Regions from separate parts of the Mus musculus genome. Here regions 1, 2 and 4 are each linked to region 3. Evidence: chromatin loops called from intact Hi-C (ENCODE). Cell type or tissue: heart. All regions are shown on one strand. Each heading gives the region's core, and the rest is flanking DNA. Links, peaks and the distances in the headings are about the cores only. Region 1 overlaps Tanc2 (tetratricopeptide repeat, ankyrin repeat and coiled-coil containing 2). Region 2 holds the start of Cyb561 (cytochrome b-561). Region 3 has its middle 7.7 kb from the start of Map3k3. Region 4 overlaps Ace3 (angiotensin I converting enzyme (peptidyl-dipeptidase A) 3).

The links. Hi-C counts contacts between places; a loop is a spot of excess contacts. Peaks named below come from ENCODE experiments on the same cell type or tissue, not always from the same donor. Only the 100,000 strongest peaks of a DNase experiment are listed, where the experiment ranks them.
Region 1: a loop joins it to region 3, with 12 times the contacts of the local background. A loop is called at or near these places in 9 of 42 quality-filtered maps.
Region 2: it touches region 3 in a loop (2.6-fold over the local background); 3 of 42 quality-filtered maps call a loop at or near these places.
Region 4: it touches region 3 in a loop (7-fold over the local background); 6 of 42 quality-filtered maps call a loop at or near these places.

What each region holds. Positions count from the first base shown.
Region 1 is chr11:105,924,398-105,929,167 of GRCm38, reverse strand. It overlaps Tanc2 (tetratricopeptide repeat, ankyrin repeat and coiled-coil containing 2), which reads right to left. Exons shown (of 26, transcript NM_181071.3): 26 at 1-4,770. Among named protein-coding and RNA genes, the nearest start is that of Cyb561, 18 kb to the left of the region's middle. In heart, for the core only: a CTCF peak has its summit at 1,957 (motif pointing left); a DNase peak (open chromatin) is centred at 1,907.
Region 2 is chr11:105,942,159-105,946,928 of GRCm38, reverse strand. It overlaps Cyb561 (cytochrome b-561), which reads left to right and starts at 2,442. Exons shown (of 6, transcript NM_007805.5): 1 at 2,442-2,818. In heart, for the core only: a CTCF peak has its summit at 2,467; DNase peaks (open chromatin) are centred at 2,008, 2,408, 3,228 and 3,618; H3K4me3 peaks cover 2,247 bases; H3K27ac peaks cover 1,568 bases; H3K27me3 peaks cover 805 bases.
Region 3 is chr11:106,074,469-106,079,238 of GRCm38, reverse strand. No RefSeq gene overlaps it. Among named protein-coding and RNA genes, the nearest start is that of Map3k3, 7.7 kb to the left of the region's middle. In heart, for the core only: no CTCF peak of the experiment used is centred there; a DNase peak (open chromatin) is centred at 2,718.
Region 4 is chr11:105,999,534-106,004,303 of GRCm38, reverse strand. Ace3 (angiotensin I converting enzyme (peptidyl-dipeptidase A) 3) reads right to left here. Exons shown (of 15, transcript NM_001101453.3): 11 at 4,269-4,367; 12 at 3,973-4,095. The region is part of intron 2 of Gm35971 (a long non-coding RNA gene); the gene reads left to right. Among named protein-coding and RNA genes, the nearest start is that of Kcnh6, 6.2 kb to the left of the region's middle. In heart, for the core only: a CTCF peak has its summit at 2,365 (motif pointing left); no DNase peak of the experiment used is centred there.

The sequences.
Region 1 (4,770 bases), core at 878-3,377, 150 kb after region 3:
CATGTACAGACAATAAAACTGTTCAAGCAAGTACAGTAGAGAAAATGTCTTCCTTATTCACGGGGCTGGAGGCCTCCGCTGGGTGTGGGCCATCCCCACTGCACGAGTTCACGACCGTGTGGTGTTTGATATATCAGGATAGAGAACAAACATGCATTGGATAATATACTGTACAGAGAAAGTCCTTTACATCTGAGTTATAGAAAACCTAAAGGAAAACTAAGTGCATTAAAGCTTTTTCCAGCAAGTGTCTTGAAAGGACAGCAAAGAGGAATAATCAAAATCATATTAGTACAAATCACTCTTTAATTGTAGACTGTACATGTCTGTACTAATTAAAATCGTCTTGGGTTGGAGGAGACAGAACAGAGGGACAGATGCTGTGCTAGATGGAAGGGAGGCCATGCCTGAGAATGGCACCTGCCCTGGGCCCCACAGGGAACGGCCCAACTCAGCAGGAATCAGTCAAATGTCAGGAACAAAACAAACAAGCAAAGCAAAGCAAAGCAAAGCAAAGCAAAGCAAAGCAAAGCAAAGCAAAGCAAAGCAAAGGAAAGCAAAGCAGGACAGGAAGTAGAACTTACAGGATTTCCAAAATAACTTTGAATGAAGTGGATATCTAGAGCCAACATCTCTAATCCCCCCTCCCCCAGTGAATGGGTACACAGTAAGGCAGGTACATTCAAGTACGGAATTTTCCAGAATTAACTCTCTGTCTGGTCCTGGGGATTGAAGGGAGTGAGTTGAGTCCTAGCCAGATTTTCTGGTTAGTGATTAGCAAAGGAAAAAATCCAGCCATCAAGTGCTACAGAAACAAAGCAGCTAGGCCACGTTCTTCCCACGGAGTAGGTCTATCTGAAACCAGGAGATGGTGCTGGCTGGCATCTGCGTGCAGCCAGCTGTAGCCTGACTGGTCAGCTTAGTGTAGGGATCACGATAGTCAGCAGGAAGAAATGAGATGACAGGGTGAGGAAACATGAGAGTAACACTTGATTTTTGGTGTCCAATTATACGTTCATTTGGTACTGACTTTCAAAGCTCTGACTGTGGCCATCACGTGGCCACAAGCATCTCAGGGTGGCTCAGCTGCTGTGAGGCATTGGACACCGAAATGAAGGTTACCAACACTTCAGCCCTTGAGTGGTCTGTATTACAAAAAGAGTTGATGAAGACCCAGTGAATATTCAAGTAGCTCTGCACAGTGGCTCCACCAGCCCCGTTGTGCTTGTGTCCAGGCCCCTAGCCAGCTGCCTTTTCTTGGGAGCAGCCAGAGCTGAGTTCAAGGCATTGCATGGTGAAGGTTTCCATGACGCGTCTTTGTAGGTAGCTCTTACCCTAAGCCCTTTGTTCATTGTTAGTCATGGTAGATGGTCAGTCTGGAATTCCCAGAGGAAAAGGAGAAGTCACACCTCTCAACAAGCACGAGGCAGGGCAGTATGGCCCTCAGAGTAAAGGCGGTAGCAGACCCCTTCTTGAGAACTGGGCAGCCTGAGGGCAGACAGGTAGGGTGGGTGGGGCTGCTGAGCGCTCAGAGCCTCAACAAGAGATGGGCACAGAGGCAGCATATCCTGCCACCTGGGGAGCCTGTTCCATTGTGTGGCAAAGATTCAGTGAGCAACTGGTTTTGTCCAAGGCATTTCTGCAGTAGAAAAATAACCATCTTTAATCAACCACCCAACTGTGATTCTTCTGGAGTTATAAAAGCCGGAGGCTGAGTGAACTGAGAGGAACGGTTTCTAACGGGGAGAAAGGGAGCGCAATGTAACCTCGCAAACGTGGTGTCCAGAGTCTGCCTTGCTACAGGGGCATGGCTGCAGGAAGCCCCCTCAGGCTTGTGTTCCCTTCTTCCTGAACCTCTAGTCTGTAGGGCCCCCTTGCCAGCTGCACTGGCAGCAGCTCCACGAAGCCATTCTTTGTAACCAGGTAAGTATGATGCAGGGTCACAGTGACACCTAGTGGTAGAGTACGGTGAAGCACAAGTGACATCCACATATCCCACTGCATATGACTAAACTCTAAGGAAAAATACTTATGGATATTAAATTAGATACTGGTTTAAAATTTTTCTATTGGGTATATCTCTGAAATATAAAAATACCAATATTTAGAGGGAATCATAAACTACTATACAATATAAGGGAGGAGAACACCTTTCTCTAAGCTGTTCTGTTTATAATAATTTAGGAAAAGTGATAATCCAGGCTTAACTAAAATCAGCAAACTTGGATATCTGGGCAACAACCTGGGATACTGTACACAATTCTAATGAGTGGAATTTTCCTGAGCCATCAAGTTTAAGTTAAACACATCTAGAAAGGGGCACCTGGAACGAGAGGGGGTTGTGCTCTATTAACTCGGGACTAATAGTGCACGACTGCAACCTGGACAGACACAACAGCAGATACAAAATGATCTCCATTTGTCCATGCCGAATTCTCATGTTACAGAGGTTTTCCCTTTACTTTGTAAATAAACAATAATTTTAATTGTTACTTGTGTGCCTTACTGATCCAGTAAATAAATGAACCATGTCTCAGGAGTCCCTAAGAAAATTGCTGGAAAAGCACTTTAAAATCACTGCAAATGTTTTCTTGTGTTTAAAAATCCTTACTCTTTGAGGCTTATATACAACGTTATTTCTGTGCTATAAATGCTGTGGCCCACTGCTTGATTTCTTTCCTTGTATCTTTTTTTCTTGAAAAAACACACTAGAGACAAGAGTGACTCTAATTTCTAATGAAGACATTACTCACACTTAAATATCCAGTATTTATCAGAGTTACAAATTCAAACAGTAAAGTGCACCCATTTATAGACATGATGTGATGGAAACCCACCAGTGCAAGAATTTTGGGCAAAGGAACATGTTTGGGTGAGAAACCTACAAGCTGAAGTTTGTCACCTGTCTCTACTTAAGGGTGATGTGAATTGAGTGATAAGAATTTGCCAGTTTCATTTAAGATTTGTCTTCCATCCTGAAGCCAGGCAAATGTTCATTGTTGGGAAGGGAGGGGCACATTTAAAATACAGTACTAAGATCAACCATGGCAGTGAAGTAGCAAAGCAGGGCAGGCAGTCTGCATCCAGGGAAGATGCTTGTCTCCTGCCTCAGGAAGCTCCCATTGGTGTTCTTAAGTCAAAAACCACTTGCTCCAGTAGTGGCATGCACTCTCTCTTATAATGGATAGGAAATAATTGTGGTTTGACACTGCTATTTCAGGTGGGGGTAGAGACGCTAACTCTCTTAATTTTCCTGGGAAAATGAGGGACCATGGGTAATAGTGGCAGCTGTGGTGTATTTTTAGGTCTGCATGGCATTCTAACCCACTTGGGCAGGTAAGGTGGTAAGGGTGGCTTTCCAAACAGGCGGGAGCACTTTATTAATGGACTGTAGGAGCTCCCTCAGAGGTGGTTCAGGTAAGATACAATGTGATGCAGAGACCAACAGAGCTGTGTCCAGGCCACAAGGGGACTGGAGAGGCTGCTGCTCCCAGCTATAGGCTGACCCCACAGCTATAAGCTTCTTCCAGATGGGAGAGATGAAGATAAAGACAGGTGGATGGTCAGGTAGGGAGAAATGACCAGTGCCTATCCTAGTCTAGGAGGATGGGGCAGTTCTATATCAGAGTAAAAGCAGTCCTGCTTACAGAGATGAATTCTGATCTGTTTTAGGCTTGGGGGGCCTGGGGTCCATCTACTGGCAGAATCTAAATCAGTGATGAAAGGTTTCTGATTGCAGTGTCATGCTCTGCATGACTTCAGATCCTATCAGAGAACTGCATTCCAAACAGATCACAGCTGGGTTTTGTTCAGGAAATTGTCCTTCCTGCAGCCCTTCACTAATGAGAAATGCTCCCTAAGAACATGGTAGCAACAAGCAACATGGTTACTTTGCTGGACCTGTGGCTTGGTTTTGAGAACTGACGTGTTCCCAGAGATGGTACTGTGCTACAGCTTTGGTTCCTGTGTCCTTGATGCCTATCTCACAGTTGTCTCAGCTTTTCAAAAAATCAGGTTAGCAAACAGCCACAAGACGAATGGAAACGGAGGGAGGAAAAGGCCTACTATCAATCTCATGCCCCTACCCAGTGCTCAGAGCAATCTGTAACACTTTTGGCTGTTTCTGATTTTCAAAGATTACCATTTAACACTCTTAGATAAAAGAGACAATTCCTTTAACAGAGAATAATGAAATCAGAGGTCTTAAAATGGAATTAGATAACAGCCAACACGGAATGTAGTGGCCTGGGTGGAAACCCTGGGATGGGCCTTACAGTCCCAAGAGAACCTAAGCAGGTTCTGGAAGAAACTCTTTACACTATCATCTTGGTTTTGAGACAATGGAGCTGAGCGAAGCCTGGCTCCAGGTGAAAGTGCATCGAGTCGGGTTACTACAGCAGCCAGACCTCAGAGGTTGTTCAGGGTTTTTTTTTGTGATCTAAAATGCAGACTTGACACAGCTTTCTCTTGGTGAGAAGCAAGAACAATCTTTCCCCCTTTCTCCTCCTTTCTCCATACTTATTCCCTTCTCTAGCCGTGGAAAATCAGCAGCCTTTAGTAGCTGTTAGTTAAAGCCTAGAGAATACCTCTTGGTGAGTACTTTAAAAATACCAACAGTTCTCCTGGAATTTCCTTGGCTAATCAGGGCTGGATGTTTATTAAAAGTTCCCCAAACACTTCTTGGAAAACCAACATAGTAACATTTCAGATAATTATAGTGGGCTTTTCTTCCAATCAATTTAGCGTTTCTTTCTTTCTTTTTCTTTCTTT
Region 2 (4,770 bases), core at 1,485-3,984, 130 kb after region 3:
GTTTCCACGGTCCCAATAAATCAAAAGAAAAAGCCTCAACCGCGGATGCTGACTGTCTGCTCCTGTTTTCGGAGTTCGAGATCTTCCCTGCCTTCTGGTTCTTTAACCGTCAGAGGAGCTGAACCTGATCAAGAGCCCTAGTTGGTAGATAACACCACCACTTCCTGCTCAAGGCTGGTTCCCCACAGGCCCTAGCCAGCGCGTGTCCTGCTCCTTCAGGGCCCAGCAGAGGAAAACCTCTGCCTGACGGCACACCTCGCCTGGTCTCCACATTTGAGTTCTGTAATTACAGTGTGCTGTTTGTCTAAGTCTTATTTTTCTCAGAATGGACCAACCTTGGGATCAACCATGGATGGGCAACAACTCAGTCTTTGATGTCCCGTGTCCCCTGCCCTTAGTGTTCCTGAGGTCTCAGGTGGCTGTCTTTACTGCTGGCTCTGGAAGCACTGTGGCTGGTGTCTTGCCTGGCTGCTGCTCTTGCCCCCATGGTGGGTTGTTCCAGTAGATGCTCTGATCCTTCCTGGGTCTCTGCTGTCTTGGTCACCTTCAGTGACCATGTATCTGGAAGATAAGCTTTTCTTCCATAGTGATTCATGGTTCTATTTTCAACTTGATCACAGTAACCATTATGTATATCCACAACCTGAAGGGACCTGAGGATGCTGCTGCCTCAGTCTCAGGGTGGTGGACACAGGACCTGCTTGCTGCTGCTGGTGGCCGTGGCTGCTGAGCTGAGAGCTCTCCAGGGGATATTGTAGGGCAGGGCCCAGTTTTTGGAACTGATATAAATTTGTTTGGCTCAGGCATGTGGATTCTTGTATCGCTTTTCACATTCCTCTGGACTCTAAGGACTCCAGAAACACTTGGGAGCTACACCTACACTAGGCTTCCCTGGTGAAATGAACAAAAAACTAAAAACTTACCTTCAAAGTAAAACCAGGCTGGGTGGTGGTAGCACACAACTTTAATTCCAGCACCCAGGAGGCAGAGGCAGGCAGGTCTCTGAATTTGAAGACAGCCTGGTCTACAGAGAGTGTGTTCCAGGACAGCCAGGGTTATACAGAGAAAAGTCAATACCTCTCACAGATGCACGTGTGTACACGTGTGCACGTACACACACACAAACACACACACACAAGACCTGGTTACATTTGAGAAACGCTTAGGATCTATTCATGCTAAATTTCTAAGATAGAAATGTAACTAGGAATCCTGGTTTTCCCCTCAGCTTTCTGCACTGGGTAGCCCTGGGGAGAAAGAATGTGCCAGGTGGGAGTGGGTCTGCCTTAGGTCTGGCGTCCTGGTTATGAGGACAAAATTTATTCTGCTCGGTGCCTTTTTTTGCTCCTTAAGGCCTTTCGCTCAGAGACCCCCTCCCTGCATCGTGAGTGTGTGTGAGTGTATGTGTGGTCGTCATAACTCTAGTCTTTCCCATACTGCCACACTGGCGGTCAGGAAATGCACTGTGAAGCAGTCAGCTTGGAGACTTGAAGGAATGAGGTAGGGGATGATCCAACAAAGGACTCTCCCAACAGGAGCCTCCCCGGGTCTTGGAAGGCACTTTAAGACCAACACTTAAACAAGATTCCATCCTGCCAAAATCGGTCCCTCCTTTTCCTCCCAGGAGCCCAAATATACCCAGCAAACAATGAGAAATGGCTCAGCGCCATGTTTAGTTTATAAGCATGTATTTATTGCCTGCACCACCAAGGAAGCTGTTGCTTACCTTAAAAAGCCCATTAGCTTCTGCCAGACGAAAAGTTACCATAAGGTAATTCCGGTTTTTGGTTCTCTCTCAACCGTACACTAGACAGCATACCCACCCTCTAAGAAGGAGCCCCCGCCCCAATTCTGGCTTCTACCAGTGGGCAGCTCCCAGCATGCTGAGGTGTTCCAGGGACTGCCTTCACAGTCATGCTTTGCCTCACAAGGTAAAATACCCCATTTCTCTCCTCCTCTCCGTGAGTCTGGCCAGGCATCCAACAGGAAAGAACCTTTTGTTCCCAGCTTGTAGGAAGTCTGAGCTAGGCTCTTATCTATTCGTAGCATTTCCTGGATAGCGGGCCAGGATCTGCTAAGCTCCCAGCCTTGGTCTTGGCAACAGTCTTAAGTACAGACCTTGGCATACACCAGGTCTAGGACTTAAATGAGAAGTTGGAAGGACACAATTTACCCTTAGATTGGTGTCTCTGTCTCTCTCTCTCTCTCTCTCTCTGTGTGTGTGTGTGTGTGTGTGTGTGTGTGTGTGTGTGTATCCTGGAGTGGAAAAAATGGGAGGCAAACTGTATCAACAACAGTGTCTATGTGGTCAATGTGGCTGGTGTGCAGATGCGGAAGGGCAGGGTTATTCCCAGCCTTCCAGTAAAGTGTAAAGTGCCATCTCCGCCCACGAGGGCTGGAAGAGGTGACCCTGGGTTCCCGGAGCTGAGCTTGGGCCCAGGCCAGGCCTGACACCTAGCGGCCTCCTGGGTTTGGGCGTGGAGAGTAGCGAGCGAGAAGCTAGAGACCGGGAACCCGGGCGCCGAACCCGCGCCGCTAACCTTCCCCGCACGCCGGTCCCGAGCCAGTCCGGAGCCAGTCCCGAAGCTGCTGGAGTTCGGGTCCTGAGTGCGGGTCGGTGTAGCCGAGGTGCCCTACCGAGTGCCGGCGCCTGGCGGGACTTCCGGCGCAGGTGACCGTCGCCTCCTCGCGCGCGCTACCGCTTCCCCGCCGCCGCCCCGTCTCCATGGCGACGCCGTCGCGCCGAGGCTCGTGGAACCTGCCGAGCGTCCGGGGCGCGGCGCGTGGACGCGCGCAGGCCTGGCGGCGGCGGGACAAGGTAGGCGACGGGGAGGTGGGGAGCCGAGTTCCGCGCGGAGGGGCGGAGGGGACTGTGGCCAGGTGAGGCAGGGCTTCGAGCCGCCCTTCCGCGCGCACCTGCCCGCACCGACCCGGCGCTGCCCGGCTTGTCCCCTGACGCGGGTGTTGTGCTGCTGGCACCCGGCAAGGCAGCCGGGGGAGCGCGGGCCGCGTCTGCCCGAGTTAGAATGGGGACTGCTGGTGACTTGAATTCAAGTCCAGGGGCCTGCGGCTGTACTGTAGAACAAAGTGGGTGGGAGTGGACCAATCTGCATTCGCCACGACTGAGCTCCCACTGTCCCCGCGGCCGGTCCCTGCGCTCAGGTGCGGGCCTGGTGGATCCTCTTTCTCTTCTTCCGCATCCCACCGTCCTCGGGCAGGATAACTAGTTCCTATCCTGGCAGAACGCCTGGCTTCGTGCTTTGGCCTTGGAAGTGACTCAGGGGCGGAACTTCTCGGAGAGAGGGATCTGCTGCCGCCTCTGACTCCTGGAGTGGTAGCCAGGCCACCTCCCCCTTTCCGGTCACTTCTCTTCTTACCCTTACCACCTTTCCACAGGCGCTGCAGCACCACAAGTCACAGACACTTTTGGTTGCCCTTCCTTTTTTTGTCTTGGCAATTTTCTTTAAGAAAAGCCCCATCTCCGATACCTGAGTTCTGTCCGCTTCTTAACAAAACAAAAAGCAAAGTGTTCTCACCTCCCTTAGATACCTTGATTGCTCCTCAGCACTTGGATCTGGGAGGAAAATACTGGACTGCTCCAACCCCACCCCTTGTAGGAGGAGCTCCTGGAACCAGAAGTAGAGTTGCACACAGATGCCCTGCCCTGCCATTGTCCCTGGGTAGGCAGAGCCCAGGTTTCTTGAACTTACAGACATCTGAATGCTGGGATTAAAGGCCATGCCAGGCCTTGCGTTCCATTTTCTAATCGCCTCACAATTAATTAGAGTACAAGTGGGAATATGAAATTTCAGACATTAAAATTACCACCTAGGTCACTTGTGGTGACAAGAGGCTGTGTTCCTAGAATGTGGGAGCCTGATGCAGGGAGACTGAACGTTTAAAGCCAGCAGACCTACAGAGGGAGATCTTGGTCTAACGCCCCCTCCCCCGCAACAAGAACTAAAGGCAGACTGTTTGACAGTCTTCCTCGCTCTAGAAGTTTGTACTCTATAGGGGGAATGAATGGGTTGGTGGTGGGGCAGGAGGGATCTGGTCATCTTCATGGGTCCGTTGACGTCACTATGACGTTTAGGAGATGTTATTTTTGTTCAACTGCTGTTTGCTTAGGTCCTAGCTAGGTGGCAGGCACTGTGCTAAGCACTTGTGCATATTTTTTTTTTCCATTTAAGTTGTCCGAAGTCCAATGAGGTAGGTCTTAAGGTCCCCACTCCACCCCGCTCTCCTCCTCCCCGACCCCACAGTTGAGGAGGCCAGCTTGGAGAATGGACAAGGCCTCCCTGATGGCACACAGTAGGAAACAGTGGAACACACAAATGCTCCCATGCCTTAGGTGGTTGGCATTCATGGGAGCCCTTCCTCCATAAAAATAAATAATGATATTTTTCAAATTTCCCTGGTGTAAAGACAACATACAGACTGGATTAAAAACATAAACCATTTCAACCCCTAAAGTTCAGCTCTTCCATTCTGAAATGAAGCAGGCTCTTTTATTTTTAACTCTTGGCAAGTTCTGGTGCAGAGGCACACCTGATGCTGACCCTCCTTCCTTCCTGGCGCATCCTGGGTGCCCCGTGCTACCGCTCAGCTTCTTTTTGCCTTTTGTCTCATCGTGTCTTAGGATCTTACCCATCAAGGAAAGCTCTAGTCCCTTCCCCCACTGCAGTCTTTCCTAACTCAGTTAAAGCCTGCTGCTGATGGGGAGGGCTGTGGCCAAGCCAGGTTTGCTGCTTCCCTGTGCTCTGCTCTGCC
Region 3 (4,770 bases), core at 1,499-3,998:
TGAAGTCAAACTAGTTTGGTATTTACCACAGCATTCATGTCTGCCGGGCCCACTGGCTCTTTTTTTTTTTTTCCCCCAGATCATCTACAGAGGAGTCCATAAGAATTCAAAGAATACCTAGGAGTCAGAGCCTCCAGGAGTTTGAAGCTTTATTGTAAGCTTTCCTACAAAATTCAAAGAAAAATAACTTGGGTTGGGGAGACATGTCAGTCAGTCAGTGAGTGCTTGCCTTGCAAGCACAGGAACCTGGGTGTACTCGCCAGAATCCATGAAAAACTGCCAGGCGAGGTGGGATGCTCTTACAACCTTAGCACTGGGAAGGGTGAAATGAGAGGACCTGGAGTTCACTTACCAGCCAGTTAAACTAACTGGCCAACTCCAGAAAAATGAGAGATTCTGTTTCAAAGGTGCATGGTGTTCCTGAGACAACATAGAAAACTGTCCACTGGCTGGCCGGACACACACACACACACACACACACACACTTTTTTTTTAAAGTAATCCAACAGCATTGTAGTATTTTCACAGTTGACTGGAACCAGAGCCTTCACTGTTCTGAGTACACCAGGGCCTCGTGCACACAAGAATGCTGCTTTTCGGGCTGGTGAGATGGCTTAGTGAGTAAGAGCACCAACTGCTCTTCCAAAGGTCCTGAGTTCAAATCCCAGCAACCACATGGTGGCTCACAACCATCCATAATGAGATCTGATGCCCTCTTCTGGGGTATCTGAAGACAGCTACAGTGTACTTACATATAGTAAATAAATACATGAAAAAAAAATTTAAAAAAAAAAAAAAAAAAAAAAAAAGAATGCTGCTTTTCATTCCCCCCTCACAAGTGCTAAGATTTATACGTATGCTTTACCATGTCCAGTTTACATGATGCTAGGGATCATGTCAGAGGCTTCAGGCATCATCTGAGCTACATCCACAGCCCCACAGCAGCAGTTCTGGTAAGAGTCGATGTAAGCCAGGCTTGCTAGCACAGGCTATAGTCCTATCCACTTAGGAGGCTGGGATAGCAGGATCACAAATTCAAGACCAGTGTGGGCAACTTAGTGATATCCTGTCTCCAAAAATAAGAATGGGGCTGGAGATATAGCTCGGTGGTATCTATAGCCTTTGCTTAGCAAAGCAAAGTTAGGTTAGGTTTGATCCTAACATGTACACACATACTAGTCAAAATTGTGACAGAGCCTGTCACAAATATTTCCATCTTACCAGAAGGACAGGAGAATATAACTCTAGTGTGGCTTCAAGGCAGTGAATAACTTTGTATCACTAGGACAATGATCAAAGATAAGATGATGTAAGTCATCCAAGTCACTTAAAGGTTCATCAGAGCCAGGCGTGGTGGCTCACACATGCAATCAGCACTCCAGACACAGAGGAAGGAGGAAATTCAAGCTCAGTATCTTCTACATAACTAGGGCTATACAGTGAGATCCTGGTTTTTGTTGTTGTTGTTTAAAACACACACACACTATACCCAGACTTCCAAATGTTGTTGGTCTCCTAATTGGGAAATAATTTGATTAAGATTTTTTTAGTTTTTGGCTTTAGTTTTGGTTAATGGATTTGTTTTCTCTTGTTTTAAACCTCTGTCTAGCCTTGGAAGTTGGAATAACTGGTATACAGGGCCACACCCATCATATATTTGTTAGTTTGTTCCTTATATCTCCCCTTGGGCCAGGGATGTAGTTCAGTAGCAGAGCCTAGTGAATGTGAGACCCTGGGTCGGATCTCTACCACTGGAAAAAAAATAAACAAAAACTTCCCCTGATAAGAATAACGTGACTCTAGAAAGACAAACTCAGTAACACTAGCAGGCATGGTGAGCCACAGTTGTAGGACTCTCAGGAGAGGGTAAAGCAGGAGAATGAGTGCAAGGCCAGCCTAGGCTACAGAGTAAGACTGGCTCACTAGTCAAAATAAAATAAAACTCCAAAACAAAGCAAAAAAAAAAAAAAATCAGTGATATCACCACTCTACAGTTGCCATTCCTGAAATTCTGACAAATTTCCTCTTTCACCCTAGCCTAACATACATGTAATTTTGAATCTTTACATAATACTACATTGTAAACATTTTATGACATAAAATATTTTTATTTGATTTTTGTTTTGTTGAGGCAAGGTCTTACTATGTAGCCCTGGCTGGCCTGGAACTCTGGATGTAGACCAGGTTAAACTCTCAACAGTCCTCCTACTGCTGCATGCACTTGTGTGACAGGTGTGTGACACCATAGCCAGTTTGATAAAGTATGCTTAGAAAGGTAACTGTTTCCTGTGAATGTCAGGGCTTTTTTTGTGCAGTGGGAAGGGCTATACCTTTGTCTTCTCGTTCCCAATTTTTTATTATTGATCTGAGAGTCCTGAACACTCACTCCATGACCTCCAAGTGAAATTTCAAAGCAGAAATAACAAAGAGAACTCTAAGATTTCTTCCCTGAAGCACAGATGCTATTGTTACAAAATTCACTTGTATAATGATGAGAATCAGACAGAATGTATCACTAAACTAAAAATTTCCCTTCTTAAATGTTTTTAGTATGAATCTTCACAGTGGTTTCTTGTTATATTTTATGGATATGACTATCTTTATATTTTATGGGCTCAACTGGACCCATACATAATAGGAAAGGTTCAAGTCAGCCCATTTCTGCTTTTCCTTGTTAACAGCAGGGGCATGAGAGGCACCCCGGCCGCCAGGGGTCAGTGCAGAGTCATTCTCACAGTTGCCTAATAAGGAAACTGGTTCCTCAACAAGTCATATTAACGAACTCTTCTAGATTGGAAGGGGCCTGTTCACATGAGTGGCCAAGTTCCCTTAAGTTCCCTCAGGTTAGAAACGATCATATTCCTTCAGCTTAGTTTATATTCAACATTTCTAAAGCAGGGCTATATTATAAACAAGGTCTTGTCAACATAAGATGCCATATTAGACCCAGTCTCCTTTGTTTGGAAGAAGATAATTTGAGGGTTCTTTTTCAAAGAGATTTATTATCTTTTTTTAAAATTAACTATGTATGTGTGTGTATGTGTGTATATGTGTTTATATCATGTATATGTGAATGTTATAGGAGATCAAAAGAAAAAAAAGAGAGAGCCATCTCTCCAGCCCTAGGTATGAGATAATTTATATATATAATAATTATTTTATTTTAGTATTTTTTGTGTATGTATATGTGTACACAGGTGTACATGATATGTCAGTATGTTTGTGTGTATAAGTGTGGGCACACATGTGCCATGGCATATGTGTGGAGGTCAGAGGACTCGGGTGGGAGTATTCACCTTCTACTTTATTTGAGACAGGGTCTCTTATTTTGCTGCTATGAAGGTCAAGCTAACTGGCTCCCAAGCTTCAGGGGACTCTTCTGTCCTAGCTCCCACTCTCCCACAGGAACAGTGGGGTTACAGATGCACACTATGTCTACCCTTTAGGTGGCTTCTCTGGATTCACACTCAGGTCCTCACAGTTGCAAGGCAAGCACTTTACTTGCCAAGACATTTCCCGACCCCTCGCTCTGTTTTACAGGTTTGTTGGTAAAAGTCAAATAACACAACAGTATCATATCTATGATAAAGCAGTTAACCAACATCAAGTTACCCCATTCAGACGATGTGCTAGTCCATACTTATGACGTAGCCAAGCGACTCTAAAGAGCCCTGGCTAGTACATGCCTTTGATATGAGGCATAAGGGCATCTGCCTAGGTATGGTCTTAGGTTGTTCTGTTGGTGTTGGTGTTGGGTTTGTTGGTGTTGTTTCCCTCATCTTGGCTTTCCAGCCGTCTTTTCTCAGAAGCAGAAGTTATCTGTCACAGATCTGGGTCTTTTCCACGCTTATTTATCTACGGTTCCTTCAGAAAAGATTACTCAGAGCTCAGACCAGCTTGAAGAACTTATACATCGGCAGGTGACCTGGGTTCGAGAGCCATCCCACACCCAGTGTGTTTGACATGCTACAACACAGCAGTCAGCACAGCTAGACTTTCTTTTTTTTTTGGGGGGGGGTTGGAAAAGGTTTATTCAGCTTACACTTCCATACTACTGTTCATCACCAAAGGAAGTCAGGACTGGAACTCAAGCAGGTCAGAAAGCAGGAGCTGAAGCAGAAGCCATGGAGGGATGTTCTTTACTGGCTTCCTTCCCCAGGCTTGCTCAGCCTGCTCTCTTACAGAACCAAGATTACCAGCCCAGAGGTGGTCCCACCCACAAGGGGCCTTTCCCCCTTGATCACTAATTGAGAAAAATGCCTTACAGCTGGATCTCATGGGGGCATTTCCTCAACTGAAGCTCCTTTCTCTGTGATAGATAACTCCAGCTGTGTCAAGTTGACACAAACCTAGCCAGTACAATTGACCCCTTGTCAACTTGACACAAAAACACATCACTGGTAAGCCTCAACCTTTCATTTCTTTTTTTTTTTTAATTAGGTATTTATTTCATTTACATTTCCAATGCTATCCCAAAAGTCCCCCACACACTCCCCCACCCACCCACTCCCACTTCTTGGCCCTGGTGTTCCCCTGTACTGAGGCATATAAAGTTTGCATGACCAATGGGCTTCTCTTTCCAGTGATGGCCAACTAGGCCATCTTCTGATACATAAGCAGCTAGAGTCAAGAGCTCTGGGGTACTGGTTAGTTCATAATGTTGTTCCACCTATAGGGTTGCAAATCCCTTTAGCTCTTTGGTTACTTTCTCTAGCTCCTCCATTGAGGGCCCTGTGATCCATCCAATAGCTGACTGTGAGCATCCACTTC
Region 4 (4,770 bases), core at 1,144-3,643, 75 kb after region 3:
TACAGTAGATTCCAGCACTCATGTTGAAGCAAGATTCACCTGGGTGTGGCTATCAGCTCTGTCCTTGGGATGCCTTGGACAAATAACTCATCTAAGTGTCATCTCTGTAAGTGGAGGCAACCGTGCAGGGTTGCTACCGTGCTGCGAAGCAATAAATACCGACTGTTGCTGCTGATTGGTGTCCACTATTACTGTGGGCATCCTTATTCTCAATTCAAACAGGCAGCCATTTGGAGCCTCTGCTCACGCTGATGTATTTGAGGCAGCAACAGCCCTTCAGTCCTTCTTGGCCACATAGGGAAGGATTGAGAGAATTCAAGTGATGTGAACATGGAGGTTTTCTGTGTAACGCCTGCATGCTGTGCAAATATTAGCTGTCTTGAGGCACACCCAGGGCTTGGTGGCAGATGGCAGGCTCACTGAGTTCACCATGGCGGATGCAGAGGGTACTAAAGGCAGAGCTCCAGGCTCTACCCTGGCCTTGACAAACAATAACACTGGGCAGATGTTGACATTTCTCAACCCGTTATTCCAGGGTCTGATCAGGAAAGGGGTGGGGCTGGAAGCTTAGAGGTCACTGTATAGAGGTACCCAGGTTCAAATCCCAGCAATGCTACTTAGAAAGCATATAACCTTAGACGGTTAAGCTCTCTCAGCCTGAGTTTTCTCATCAGTAACATGAGCTTTCATGAATGTCTGCCCATCACCGTAGTGAGTATCAAGTCACAAGGTGGTGAAGGAATTTGTAACTTGCAGGATTTGTTCATGCTACTCGGTAAACGACTGGAGGTAGATGTGGGAACTAAAGGCCAATAGATACTTAGCAGAAACCATGAGACACATTTGCCTAGCATGTGTAATGTCCTGGGTTTGAGTTCCCCAGAATTTAGTAAAGAAACAAAGGAAGACAGGAAGAAAAAAAAACAAACCACTGAGAGAAAAATCTGTTAAGATTTAGTTATAGAGAATAAAGGCGAAGAGTCATCAAGAGTGAAATAAATAAAAATAAAAATAAGAGTCACAATTAATAAATAAACAATTCCCAAATGATTTGAGAATTTTTCAGATGCTGGATCCTAGGTAGAGGCAAAAAAACCCCAGTATAGGCCAGGGTCTCACACCATGTAGCCCAGGCTAACTTTGAACTCATGGTCCTCTTGTCATGACCTTCTAGGTGCTAGGATTACAAACTTGTACCATCACACACAGTTGGGAGAATAGCTTTAACTTCTGAGAATCTGACCATGAAGAAACAGCTCCACGGGCCACCGGCCTGTGTGAAGAGAGCCCAGCTACACACAGCTAATAAAGGGCCGTAGCATCAGTTGCTGGACACTGCCTCAGGCTCCAAAGTAGCAACACAATCCACAGATGATGGCAGGGCCATCATGGCTAGGGGACTTTAAGAAACAATCCAAGGTCTACTTTGACTGTCTATTGCCATCAGAACCAGTTCAGCACTTGCATGTAGGAGGGTGGGCCCAGAGAGCAAACGCACAGGAAAGCTACCCTAGGAAGAAGATTGGGAAAGCACCTCCCTTTCCTTCTTCATCCCCATCCCCATGAACCTGGGGACTTAAGCTGCTTTACCTTCTCTTAACATCCAACGACCTTTCCCCGCACCTGAGCCCATAAATATCTCCATGTCCTATCTTCAGGGCACTGGGACGTGGGTCTCAGGCTCCTTACGCTTGGCCATTTTGTGAAATTTTCTCTTTTACAAAGTGAGATCTTTCTCCCGTCAGGATGTTATGCAGCTGTCAAGGTGGGCCTGGTAGCACCTGCCTCCTGTTCCTTTACCCCAGAATCTCTTACTTCCCCTCCTCCTTCTCCTCCTCCTTCTCCTCCTTCTCCTCCTCCTCCTCCTGGGCTCCACTATGTTTCCATTTAATCCTCTTCCAAACCTTGTGACAATCCCTTTCTTAGAAGGCTCTCTTCTGCCCACTACCCAGTGAATGGTGTACAAGATGCTCAGCCTGGAATTCCGGGTCCTTTTAGACCAGGGGTGTAGACAGTGAAGGGGCGTGGGGGCTGATGAACAATGTCACGTGTTTTGGGGTTTAGTTAAACAGAGTCCTGTGTACGCTGGGTAGGGTAAGAGAGGGAAGTAGAGAGAATGACTGACGTCAAGTGTCCCTCCAAGCAAGAGGCATAAAGGGGAGTTAGACATGAGCTCCTGGGGAGAAAACACACGTCATTTTCTTCTGTGTCTGCTTTTGGGGACAGACATTTTCTTTGGTTCCCTGCTGGACTTCCTAACCCTCTTCATATTCAGCAAAGTCTCTTCTGTTTAGTCTTCTTTTTAGTAGTTTAGGATTCGTTTATTTCGTAGTCTATTGCCCTCTGCTGGACACAGGAAGACTGATCAGGCCTGTTCCAAGTAAATGCTAAGTGAACAATACAAGCAGCAGAGGTTGAATGAAGAGCCCACTTGTTTGTGTGTGTATACATCCATATGCGTACATCCATATCCCTATGTATAAAGGAAGGAAGAACTGACAGGGGGTGGTGATAATGGTGGTGATGATGCTCATATTATTGGACCTCTCTAGAAACAAAGCCCAGAGGACCAAACCTTCTGCTCCATCTGGTGGTTGCAGATGGTTAAAGGGCATGGAGGAGCCATAGATAACCTCATTACATATATAAAAGAAGCCAGGCAAAGTGACACATATCTGTAATCCCAGCACTTCAGGGAGGTAGTGTGGGAGGATCTCAAGTTTGAGGCTAGCCTGGGCTACAAGACCCTATCTCAAAAGACCAGAAGTACAACTAACAGTCTAAAATGCATGCAGGGGATGCTAGGTCAAGTATCACTAACTCTCTGCAAGGCAGAAACAAAACTCATTGAACAATTAAAGACACAGACCCAAATCAATAGCAGTCAAGAGAACAGAGATCCGGCCACTGGGTAGATGCCCCAACTCAGTGGTGGGAGAGCTGGCCTTGGAACCAGAAGACCTAATGTGATCTCACCAGGGCCTGCATCCCTGGACGGATGGAGGTGACACTCCTCCCCGTTTTCGGAAGCTTCTCCTCTGCCACTGCCTGGAGAATGGTGTCCAAGCTTGGAATTCAAGGTCTTCTCAGAGCAGGAGTATAGCTGGTGAAGTAGGGGAACAGATGAGCCATCTCTTGATGACAACTGTTTTGCAATCAGTTCTGAATTCATAGCATGAATTTCTTACTGGCTAAACGAATGACACATGATCAAGTCACTTCTCAGACCTTCAGTTTGATCATTTGTAAAAAAAAAAAAAAAAAAAAAAAAAAAAAAAAGCCAATGACAACTTTCTACCCTACAATACCAGTGCGGAACATGAATAAAGAACTCAGAGTCCAGCCAGCAGGGAAAATGCTCTGCACGTCCAATTCCTGTCCTCTACCTACTCCTCCAAGTTGGCTTCAAGGCAAAGCCTAGGACCACAACAGACCTGGAAAGGGATAGGCTAAACATCAAGTGTATCAGAAAAGACCGGAAGGTCAAAGTGGACCATAGGCCGGCCAGAAGTGTGTCAAGAGGCTGCAGTAAGAGTAACTTCAGTTGCCTGGGAGCCAAGTTGAGCTCAGCGAGGAGTCAGGAAAGGTGAATGGCCCAAGGGTGCCTCAAACACAGCCAGACACTCACAAGGATAGAATAAGGGGACTCTGGTGACTGAATCAGAAGGCAGAGGCAGGACACCAGCCCTGGCTTTCCACAGGAGACAAGTAGATTTACTGTATATGTGAATGCCTGTGTGTTCCAAGTGTCTCTGATCACAGCAGGCTACACGAGAGAAAGCAGGCTTGTGTTAATGTAGTAGAGAGTGCAGTCTTCCCTGAGAAGGCACTTCCACCAGAATGTCAGCTCAGTGCGGTTGCTCGGGGGGGTGGGGGGGGTGGCACTTTGGGGTCTAGGGGAATCCTGAAGCCAGGACTCCCTGTGAGGGAGATAGTAGGAACTGAAAGAAACTGGGGGATTTGTGCACTCACCCCAAGATCTTCCCTGCAACCTTGGAGTTGTAGTTATCGCACTGGTGCAGAGGGCCCACGTGGCCGGAGGCTTCGCATAGTGCTTCATGAAGTTGAAACTGCAGTATCAGACCAAGAAAGTATCTGTGTAGAGGAAAGATAAGGTGGGCTTCAGAGAGGAGATCTGGTTTAAGAAGCCCAGAACTTCTTGGGCACTGAGTGGCCATAAGGTTTCTTTGCACTTTCTGGAACTCCTCCACCCAGTCCCCATGTCTCCCAGATCCTACCAGCTCTGTCAACAGGGCCCAGACCTTTACCGGATATAGGGCACATTGGCAGGGATGTGAAACTTGGCACCTGGGTCAAAATCATCGTCTGATCGAGGGACAGGTGGGCACAGGCCTTGGTACTTCAACCTGGTGGGAGAGAGACAGGGCCTTGGCCATGGGTCCTGGAAGGCTCTTGTTGTTTGAAGCCCGTGTGTGTTCAGCCAGTCTGGGCCTGGCTTGCAGAGGCCATTCAGTGCATTTTCATGGACTAGATAAGTAAGAACATGCGGAATTAGGAATCATAAAGTTTAATAACAGTGATTAACAGTGATTGAGCATGTAGACTGTTAACACTGGCCTGATCTTTGTGGAGATGCCATCAAGGGACCAGGTAAGGTCAGAGCCTTGCTCGCATCCATCCTAGTGATGAGATCAGGCTATAAACTAGGAAACAGGTATTTAATCTAAACAGTGCTAAGAAGAAGAAAAAAAAAAAAACAAAAAGTGGGTGTGGTGCTACACACCTTTGATCCCAGCACTTGGGAGATGA